Regions from separate parts of the Mus musculus genome. Here region 2 is linked to region 1. A link is a loop called in an ENCODE intact Hi-C map of the cell type or tissue named here. Cell type or tissue: left cerebral cortex. All regions are shown on one strand. Links, peaks and the distances in the headings refer to the core of each region. The heading gives the core; the rest is flanking DNA. Region 1 overlaps Nrcam (neuronal cell adhesion molecule). Region 2 overlaps Nrcam (neuronal cell adhesion molecule).

What was found. Peaks named below come from ENCODE experiments on the same cell type or tissue, not always from the same donor. Only the 100,000 strongest peaks of a DNase experiment are listed, where the experiment ranks them.
Region 2: a loop joins it to region 1, with 2.4 times the contacts of the local background. A loop is called at or near these places in 3 of 42 quality-filtered maps.

What each region holds. Positions count from the first base shown.
Region 1 is chr12:44,453,522-44,458,904 of GRCm38, forward strand. It overlaps Nrcam (neuronal cell adhesion molecule), which reads left to right. Exons shown (of 31, transcript NM_176930.4): 3 at 3,104-3,181. Among named protein-coding and RNA genes, the nearest start is that of Nrcam, 130 kb to the left of the region's middle. In left cerebral cortex, for the core only: no CTCF peak of the experiment used is centred there; DNase peaks (open chromatin) are centred at 2,425 and 4,639.
Region 2 is chr12:44,522,050-44,527,432 of GRCm38, forward strand. The region is part of intron 3 of Nrcam (neuronal cell adhesion molecule); the gene reads left to right. Among named protein-coding and RNA genes, the nearest start is that of Nrcam, 200 kb to the left of the region's middle. In left cerebral cortex, for the core only: no CTCF peak of the experiment used is centred there; DNase peaks (open chromatin) are centred at 2,911, 3,527, 4,157, 4,335 and 1 more place; H3K27ac peaks cover 1,673 bases.

The DNA.
Region 1 (5,383 bases), core at 222-5,221:
TAATAGATTTTAGTTACATTGAATACTATAAAATCTCATTAAAAAATTTAAAAATGCAGAAAAAACATCTATCAATAACAATTCACTTTAGGGCAAAGCGGTTATGGCAAGTATTTACTTTTTCTAAATTATTGCAATTTTGCTAAATTGACTCCCTTTTACTACTGTAACTGTTTTATTATGTGCACAGTGGCCTTTGCCTTTGGTTTTCACCGATGTCATTCATTTTTTCTGAAGGTCCCCTCTAAGATACATCAAATTTTTCTTGACCTTTTGACTTAGGATTAGTTTTATTTAATACGATAAGTTGATTGCATTTTGGAAAAGCAAATTAGGTTGTTACGTGGTTATTGGTAAAACGGTCCACAGCGATGATGAATTGCCCTATTCTGCTGACCTAAATGTGTTTCCAAGTGATGCAAGCCATGGGTGCAGTTGTCACCACAAGAGTGATGAATGGAACAAAAATTCACTTCCTAGGAATGTTTGGCATACTTATTGGCATGGTTGCACAATTACTATGACTATTTTTATGGTCCTTGCTTGGAGTTTGAAATTGCTGTAAGAGGCTTGAGATGAGGCTTGCTGGTAATACACAAATAGTAGGATGAAAGCATTTCCCTCTACTACCTTAGAACCACCTATGCAAGATTGGATATGTACTCTTACTAGAGCATCTTGCCTTGCCTAAATTATATTTAAACAACAATTGACATGGTATCAAAACTACCTTATACTGTTCTTTTTCCCTTCCTTCCTTCTCTCTGTCTCTCTCTGTCTCTCTCTCTCTTTCTTACTCCAGATTTTATTCCTTTCTTGGTCCACCCTCCGACTGTTCCACATCCCATACCTCCTCCCTGCCCCCCTTATTCCTTTCTTATCACGCCTAAAATCTCTATTCAAAGCTATTTCCTCCCCTAGACCATAGTGCCACATTTTCACACCTTTGTGAAATATTGTGAGCAAAGGCCTCTTGTCAGGAAAGCTATGGAAGACTTTGTGATAGGAACCATGAAGACTCAACCCTAGTCCACAGAGGTAGCATGGGGAACCTCAGAGGCTTTAAACCCTAGCTGTGTTAAAAGTGTAAGTGCCTGGATGTGTAAGTGCCATAGGGAGCTCCCACTCAAGGCTGTATCCTTCTTGCTGGCAACCACAGAATAGGTACTTATGAAGCCTTCCTGAAGCTTTTGACTTAGTTTACCCTTTTCTCTTGACTGCCTCTAATTCTGTCTTGGTTTTGCAACTTTCTGACAACTCCTACCTCAACCTCCCAAATACTGGGATTATAGGCCTGCTCTGAATTGATGTGTAACTTGTTATATGGACAGAGTCCCCCCCCAGAGTATCATCCCATTGGCTGTTGAGTAGCACATCTCAAAAAGACAAAACAAAACAAAAACATCACCACAACAAAACAACGAAAACAACAACAACAACAACAAAACCCTTACTTTCATCTACACATCTTTCATTGCTTAACTCCGCAGTTTTTAGGTACAGCCTGAAGGTGTCTGAGGTACCACCTCGCCATCCTCTTCGTTATTCCTGGGGTTTCACTGCTCTGTTGGTAGACTCTCCACACTTTGCCCTTGCTACTTACTTTGTGACTAATGCCCTTCCAAGCAGAATGCTTTTCTCATTTATCTTTAAGGTTCTAGTCAGTGGTCTTCCAGGGGAAAGTCATCTTGTAGAATGAAATATACCTTTGTCTGAAAGATCACAATATTCTCTAATACTGTGTTTTGTAGAGGCTTCTGATATTTCCATCTGTGGCCCCAATCAGCAAGTGAATTGAAATTTCTAGTAGGAGTGTCTGATTTATGGTTTATTTATTTATTTATTTATTTAATATTAGATGTATAGGCATTGCAATATACATGTTTCTCAAGTGTATCTATTGAGCTGTTAACTGAAGACAGAGCTTCAAATTTTTTATAGACTCTCTCCAACATAACATTAGAAGTTCTTTTTCTTTTTCTATATAGTTATCATATATTAAGGGAAGAAAATGTTTATTACTTTCAAACTGTGTTTTATTCCAAGAAACACTGACTTTCAGAATACTAAGGTTTTGCCCTGATAAGATAATAATCCATTAAATGCAAAGAAAGTCAAAATACCTTTACGTGTGAGGTAAAGAATTTCTTTAAATTTAAGACATAAAATTTCATCAGCCATGGATAAATCGAAGCAGTTGAACTCACTGCAATGCTCTTTTTACTTCATTTCTGGGGTAATTTTGAGATTGATGATGTCCTAACATTTGACTGCAGCCCAGGGTGGCTGAATTGATACTTGTTTCTCTTCTCTGAAAGATGTTTTCAGTGGTCGATAGTGCGAGTTCTGTTTTCAAAAATACCAAGTCCAAAAAGATACAAATGCTCCCTTAGGAATCCTTGGGTGGCATTGAATTGCTTGTCTGAAGGCTGAGATGTGATGTGCTCAGTGTGATTGCTCTGTTTCTCATCCAGGGCGTCCTTTCCTGGCTAACTCTTCTTTGGTATATTTGCTTAGGAAATGCTGAGGTGTACAGAAGAGAGGAGTTGTGGATCAGAGAGTCAGGGGCTGCCTGAGATAGAGCTTTTGCATTGCTATAGGTGTGATTTTTTTCCCCTCAAGTTTTAGCTGTTTTCCTCAGCTCATGATGATCCTCACTGAGAGGTAGAACATACAAATATAGGCAAAAGACTTCCTATGTTCCTAAATAGAAAACCTAACTACCAATCAAAAGCACACAGCCAGAAAGTATTTTATCCACACTGTCTGTCTGTCTGTCTGTCTACATATCTGCATAACTGTCTGTATTTCTTCATCTGTCTAAACAATCCTCTATCTCCAAATTGGATTCAGACTGACTCTTCAGGTTAGAATCCATTAATATGATGTATAGTCATCCTAGTCACCTCCCTGGTGTCACTTTTGATAGAAACCAACAGAGAGATGTTTTGGCAAATGTATTCATAATTTGTCTTCCTCGCAGGGCTCTCTCTGTGATTGTGTGTCCCATCAGGGACTCTGTTAACTTATTGGCAATCTACTTTGATTGATGGGAACTGATGTCTTATTAACATTCTCCCACCCCCAACTTTTCTATCCACAGAGCAATGCTAAGAAAACCTTTGGCTTAAGGAATTAAAACGAAATACCACTTCTTCAAGTAAGAAGACCTACTTCAAAGGTAGGATGTGCATTTTTTTATAATATTTAAGATTATAAAGTGAATTATACCATAAAATATGTGATTGTGTAATATTAGCATCATGTCTGATACTTTTCATCAGAGAGCATGACAAAAGACAGGAAGGGAGAATACAAATGTAGAGACATTTATCATTTCACTTGTCAAAGAGAATAGATCAAATACACAGAGAAGGACCTAGCCTTGCTCTCTCGTCATTGTGTGGAAGTAATGTTTGTGCTTTTTTTCAAGCATTTCTCTTTAATCACAGAAAATAGCACTGCTCATAAAAAAATTCCTGAAGTAACTGAAGGTTAAAAAGCATTCCTATTACATGTGAACAAATATCAGAAAACTGAAAATATGGCATCCTGTTTTTCTTGTATCTCAAAATAAGGGAAAGGTCAGTTCTGAGAGTTTAAGTGTATGCCTTCTGTCTGGCAAGGCCTTTCCTAGCCCCTGTTTCCCACTCTTTGAACCTCACATCCCACTCCATTTGTGTCAAATAGGATTACCAACTCCAGAGCAGACCATGCTTGGCCTGGGTGGCCTTCTGAAAGGCCACCGATTGTAGTCTATTTCACTTGGTGAAAAATATCTTAAGTGGAAATCAGGAACATAGTTCAGAGAACTAGATCTCAACCAACAAGAGCTCTCTTAAAGAATTATAAGGCCCCTATTGTTCAGATGTCTGCTTCTGTACTTCATAGGTTTAATTAAACAAATGAATTCTCATGGAGTTTAATTAAGAAGATTGCATGCAAGATTTTGAGGTAGCAAAATCCTTCCAGCATGTTTTGCTCATTGTTCTTGAGAAGAGTTGATCTATTGAGATGTCATTTTGTAGTTAAGAGGAAATGATTCATGCCTCCAGCTGAATTTGTTATCATTGTGTTGTCTGGAAACTGATTTCATGTGATGGATTCTTGTAGTATTCTAAAATACCATCAGAGACCCCCATAATCAGTGATGTAGAAATTAATATTGCCTGTGATAATATCTAGCCTTCTGTAAATAGTCTGTAGCATGTTTGTTAGGAGACGCAGAGAGAGGTCAAAGGCTAGTGATTATTTTTAGGTTGTTGTTCCTAGAGAATGAGGATTGTACCAGAAGGCAAGGTGTGTCAAGCGATCCTGAGGGTCACTCGAGGTTGTACTGGAAGGATGCAGTGATTTGACATAACCTGAGTGCTTTCCCAATCACTGAGATATTGTGCCATAGCTCTAAGGGGATTTTCTTGGCAGGATATGATATTTTCTCTTTCTTGTTGTTTAAAAAGATAGTCGGTTTTAAGAATTTCTTGTCTTCCAGAGAAGGAAGCAAAAAGGCTGAATTTCACCTTTCCAAATACATACTTGCTGATCTGTTTGGCTAGCCTTTTAAGTGACTAATGAGAACTTTCTCTTGGCAGGCTGCTAGAGCTGATGAAATATCTCATTTTTGTCTTTGTGAATGGACTCATCTGGCCAAAAACCGAACACAGAGAATCTTCCCAATTTTTGTCCCTTGTCTCACAAAGACATGCTGAAACTTCCCGAAATTCTAAAGCATGCTTGTGTTCAGAATGTCCCCAGGCTATTCAGCCATTGCCTCTGACATTAGACTAAGAAAGTTGTGGGGGGAGAGGAGGGCGGACATTACAGCAACTTAGCTTTCAGTTGAGATTCCCACAACTCAACTTGTTAATGTGTTGTAGTGTCTGAAAGATGTGAGATGCCAGAATTGTGGACTGTTTGGGAAGCCAATATCCCTCCCAGATCTTTCCTGTCTCTTCGTGTCTCATGTTGAATATATTCAGACTTATCATTTACCCTAATGTGTAAGTGTTCTCTTATTTGAAAGAAAGGCTCAAATGGGGGAATTTCTTTAATCCACCATTTAATGTGAAGAGCAAGAACTTCCCTGCAATCACACCCTTAACCTAGTTTCCACTATGGCTATGTTACTGCATGGGAGGTCATCCACGCATCTTAAAGACTGGTCACACTTGGCAGACTGTGAAAAAGGAAAACTCTAGCAGTCTAAAAGGCGATTGGAATTGTTTAATTGTTGATGACTGGAAAGTTGTTTCTTCATTTGGGCTTGTGAGATTCAGTTGTTTGTTCATCATAGGAGAATGGTGCTCATATTCTCAATGGGTAGTAAACTGAAAGGGAGATCTGATTTCATACTTCAGTTGATTTGTAAATGCAGACGACTATT
Region 2 (5,383 bases), core at 255-5,254, 69 kb after region 1:
AGTGCTCATTTTGCCCACAAAAATTATTATATAAAAATTTAAACTAGGAACACCGAAGGACACAGTAATTCTAGGCTTAATGCCATCCATCAACTTCAGTCTAACCCCAAATCTCTTTCGCCCTGATTCTTTCACTGGAGAGAGGGAAAGGGCCATGTTCTTTCCAGTGCTTTTCCTGCCTGCTCCCTGGACACTGTCTCATGCCTTTGCAGTGGAATACAATTTCTATGGAGTCTGTGTAAATGGTTTCGGGAAAAGGGGTTCCTGGCACATCTTGCTTTCAGTACAGGCAGAAGAATATTCCAAAGTTTAGTCAAAATGTTGGGTTGATTAACTCTCATATTACAGAAAAATGTCGTTTCCAACAGGCATACTTTCTTATGCTTATGTTCTTGTAGAGAACATGGCCTTCTAGTATGGAACGTCCTGGAAATTGAACTGCATTAAAACGTTCAGGGTAGACGTTCTCTTTGGGATAGATTTGATACATTTCCCTTTCAAGCAAATGAATGCTCATTGGTTTGCTTTTTCTCTTTTTAAAATATTTTCTGATTTTCACGTGGTCTGTTTGAAGAAAATGCAATGTATCAGGAGTTGAACCTGTCATGTATGGCTTCCCTGTCCTACTGGTGAATCCTGTGTGATATTCACTGTGTATCAACTAAAAACTGATGAGATTTGTGCTTAGTATGAAACAGCTTCTGGCTCCAACGAGCAATTTCCAGCTCTGGAGTTTATGTTAATACAACTTTCTCAACACTGATAAGAAGTGGAAAATGTAATTCTTCATGTCTTGTCAGCTTCTATCCTTCACTTTCATGGTTCTGTTGCGATTATACATGGCTTGGATACCTTAGTACGATTTATTTTGAAATGTTGCTGTGAGTATTACAAAAGGCTGTGGAGTGGTAAAAATGATGTCTATTGGGTTTTAATAAATCTGGGGTTTTGCTTCTATCTCTAGACCCATGTTTAAAGAAAAGCCAGATTATAGGAGGAAAAGAATTCAGAAATGTAGGTTGGAAGGAGACAAAGGAGGCGTCTTGAGCCAGTCCGATCTATACCATCATCCAAGCTTTCTGCTCTATGACTTATCATGGAGATAGAGCAACAAGATGCAAATCCTGCTGAATATTACTTCTAAGATTCTTTCTTAAAGCAATTCTGGATGAAAAGAAATAGGGTCTGCTCTCAATGATGGAATATTAGTACCTACTAAATACTCTTCATGTACCCTGACATTTTCTGACTCTCCAAGGTTGGAATCACTGACTATGTCTGGCCAATCCATGGGGAAAAAAAAAAGTGTGTTGCTTCTGCTTCTGGGTAGAGAAAGGTAAGGCACGGAGACTCAGGAGGCTGTTTGTTGAGATGACATCATCAAAAGGTGAGATCCTCAGAGGGGCTGGAGCCAAGGACCCCGACACCTTTTCTGGACATTAGTACAAGAGAGACATAAATTATATTGTGTTAAGCACTGAGATGCTAGACAATTTCTTGTGGCAGTATAGGTTACTCCCCCCTTTTGTTCCTCTCCTCCTTGCTTTGCACTGTTAGGAAATTTGCACATATTGAGATACTTTCCCTTGTGACACATCCTTGTCTTAAAAGTTTTATTTCAGCAACAGTAACAGTTTTCTTAGAAACCTGACATAGTCTCCCTACCCCCCCCCCCCCCACAAATAACAACCTTGCAAGCACTCCAAAAATGCTTTTTGTATTCCTAAATGGCTGCTATTTTGACACGGGTTATTTGCTTGACTAAAAGATAAAGCATCATTCACCAAAAATATCAATGCCAGCATTTTTGCTAAGGTTTTAATAACCTACATCTGAGCCTTGCACCTTTTCAGTGTCAGCAGAGAAATTCCAGTTGACAGGAAGGTAAGCAGGGCTGAAGCTTGTCTTAGTCACTAGAAATCTTTCTAAATGCCTCACTGTCAATGCCAGTATTCAAAAGTAAATTGCCATATATATACATTTCTTTTTTAGACGTCACTGTTAGAGAAGTTTTCTAACTAACTCTTGTATTATATAAAAGCAATCAGTTGGCAGATGAACCCAGTGATGAAGGGAGGCCGGTTTCTATGGCTTGACTATTTTTCTTTTCCACACAACTCCTTCTTCTGATGCTGTTTATTTAGAGCATGAGAGAGCAAGGACCAGGCTGAGCACCGTCAGAACACTGCTGTGGTTGCTGGAGACAGAAAAGGAGGAGAAGTCAATAGTACTGAAGCCCTTCAACCTGTTTCTAGCTTCACTTTTGCTTTTCTACATTAGAAATAAATGGATATAATGCCTAAGACAGAAAATTGGGCACTATATACAATCGCTTTAGTATAAGAAATTTATGGAAAACTAATACTATTGTTAATTGTCATTTGCTTATTTGCTGACTGTAGATACCTGTGAGAAACACAACCCAAGTATGTACCTTTAGGGTACACTAATATATACAAAGAATACTAGCTTCTAAAAAATGCAAAAAGATATGTCAGCTTCAGGGAGGGGGGGAATCTGTTACAAGACAATTTGGTCAGTTTGAATTCCAGTGTGTACAGCCATGATCTTGGAAAGATACCAGTGCTTTGGGTTTGTCAGTCCTGCTAATATGTGTTGGGTTCTTTCTGGTTAGAAAAATACCTTAACTTGTCTTCATCCATTGCTGAAGATATCTGTGGGTGTATAACAAGCCGCATCAAAATCCTGTGGTTTAAAACAACACTGACCACATCCACGGGTTGGCAGGGAGGCTGTTGTATGTGGTTTAACAAATCGCTGACTCTACTGCTTTCAACTGAGGCCAGAAAGCCTCAAAGGATGTTTTTTCTCCTTCCAAGGTCTCTTTCCATGGACCTTCAATCATCATTAGTTCAGTTCCTACTTCCCATGTTCATCACACCCCTGCTCCTAGGATACCTGCCAGAATTTCAATGCCGAAGCTTAGTCATCTGGCCAAACCCAGAGTTACTGTAAGAGGGAACTATGTAAGGGTAGGGATGACAGAAAACAGTGCTGCCGAGAGGCTGCCCATGTAACATTCTACCTTCCTTCTATGTTTGTTGTAAAGGTCAGGGTGGAAAAGAGAGAAGAAGACACCTTAATCACAGTCCAATTCTGCCAATCCTCCTAGAGTTCTAGAGCAGTGTTTGGGCTCTAGCCTGGTTATCACAGCCACACAAGGGTGGCAGGTGCTAATCATTTGTCAAATGTCCTGTCAGTGCCATGGTCACAAGAACCTGTTTCTGCTCCTACAGCTCTTGGCTGACCCCACGTTCATTCCCCATTTAATACCTCATCTATCCTCCGCTTACTCATGGTTGCTCATATTGCTGTCTGTGTGACCTTTGTTCTTGCTCCAAACTGCTGTCTCACTCTTTCTTCCTGTTTCCTAGTCACCCTTAACGCAGAAAAGGAATGTGTTAGTATTTAGTGGGTCACTCTTAATTCCCTTTCAAGTCACCAAGTCATCTCACAGCCTTTATACATCCCACCCATCTTTGAGCAGACACCCACTCTGATTCTTTTAGCCTTGGTCAGGCTTGGGAACGTGGTGGGGGTGGTGTAGTTATAGGAGACAAAGCGGCAGACGTTGAGAATGGTGTAGTCTCCTGTGGGTCAAGAAGGGTGCGTCTCTTCTTATTTGAAGAACACCCTTTTCTCTTCTACTCCAACCACCTTCACTCTCACTGTCTGCTCTCTCACCCAGAAGAAATCTGAACAGCATCTGCTGAACACCTGGCTTGACAAGCGTGGAACAGGTGCGCTTCTTGCTCCAGTTGCCACTGGCCTGGTGCACATTAACTTTGTGTTAACCGCATCTTATGTGTTTTCCTACATCTCTCCTTCATATCACAGTCTCCTATTACGTTCTTTCTTTTCCTGTCATTACTCTGCTGAGAAAAGAGTTGATGTCCATATAATATAATGTATTAGAAATAACTAGATTTTACCAAAAGACTTTGGTAGTTCTAATGATCTAACATCCTGTCTCAAAAGCTCTATCAATTTTCTACATCTAAAACACTATAAGGCAATGCGACTTTTTTTCTATTGAGTTATGAAATATCCTTTAAAGTGTTTGTGAAATGTGGGAATTGTAACTACTTCGTGATGGCAAAGCTTGGCTGCTGGCTCTTTATTTTATTCTAGTTATGGGTAACTAGAATAAATCAGCTGCTAGAATATATCAGTTAGATCACTGAGGGCTTTAAGTACCGGTTAAAGGCTAGAATGTACTAATATTGGGTCTCTCAGTATCTCACCATAGAAGGCCTTTGAGAAAATAATTAACCAGTCCCTTTGAGGAGAGTGACTGCAGAGGATAGCCTGGAAGCCAGAGCGCAGCTGGCTCTGAAACTGTAGTGTAAGTAAGACTCTGAATTGTCAGTGTTCATCTGCTTTGTCGGTGTGTAGGAGTTGAAGGGAACCCTGGCCATGCCCAGAACTCTCCTGATTGATTTTTATTACCTATTACAGAATGAACTCTGTTATTGTTATTGTCATTGTTACTGTTACTGTTATTGTTACTGTTGCAGTTTTGAAGTCAGGGTCTTGCTTTGTAGTCCATGCTGGTCTTGAACTCTCAACCCCCTCCCTTTACCTACCCATGCAGAAAACTAGCCTTTTAAAGACTGTCTCCTCTCTATTATCTTAACCTGTTATTCTTTTAATAGACCAAGGCTGTCATGTGGTATAATGTGAGGAATCCCTGGTAATGTGGAAAACAGCATGAAGACACCCCTGGTAGAGTACCGTGAGCAGACATGTGAAAACCCTTTGTACATAGTAGGACTCCATCAGCCCTTTCAAAAAGTTATCAAGGGCAAAATGTGCTTGCTTACAGACAGGTTGCACGGTAATTATATGTGGAAGGAGGAGAGGTGCTTGATTGGTATAGGATATGACAGAGTAAAAGTAAAAGGAATAGAAACAGCAGAACTTTTCGTAAGAACCAGCTACCTAGGTCTGGCACTTCATGTATTAGTGTGTGTGTGAACTCAGCAACTGACTACCAGCTGGCATGGTGGAGTCCTTATCAGTGAGTAGGATGCTAGAATTTGTTATAAAATTTCATTGTATTTATTGTGCTAGGGAGAAAGGCTGTGCATGTGGGGGCAGCACACGTGCAAACGTTAAGAGGACAACTTGTGGGAGTCCATTCTTTCCTTCTACCATGTGGGGCTAAGTAAACTCTGGCTGTCAGCTTTGCAGCAAGCACTTTTACCCATTGAGTCGACTTGTCATCAGCTCGCGAATTTTCTATGAGGGATTGTTGGGAAGACAGGATAACTTATAACTTTCCATATGGAGGATCCTAAATGGGATTGCTACACAGGGAAGCACTCAATAATGCTCTCCCAGGCTGTCAATTTGACACAGA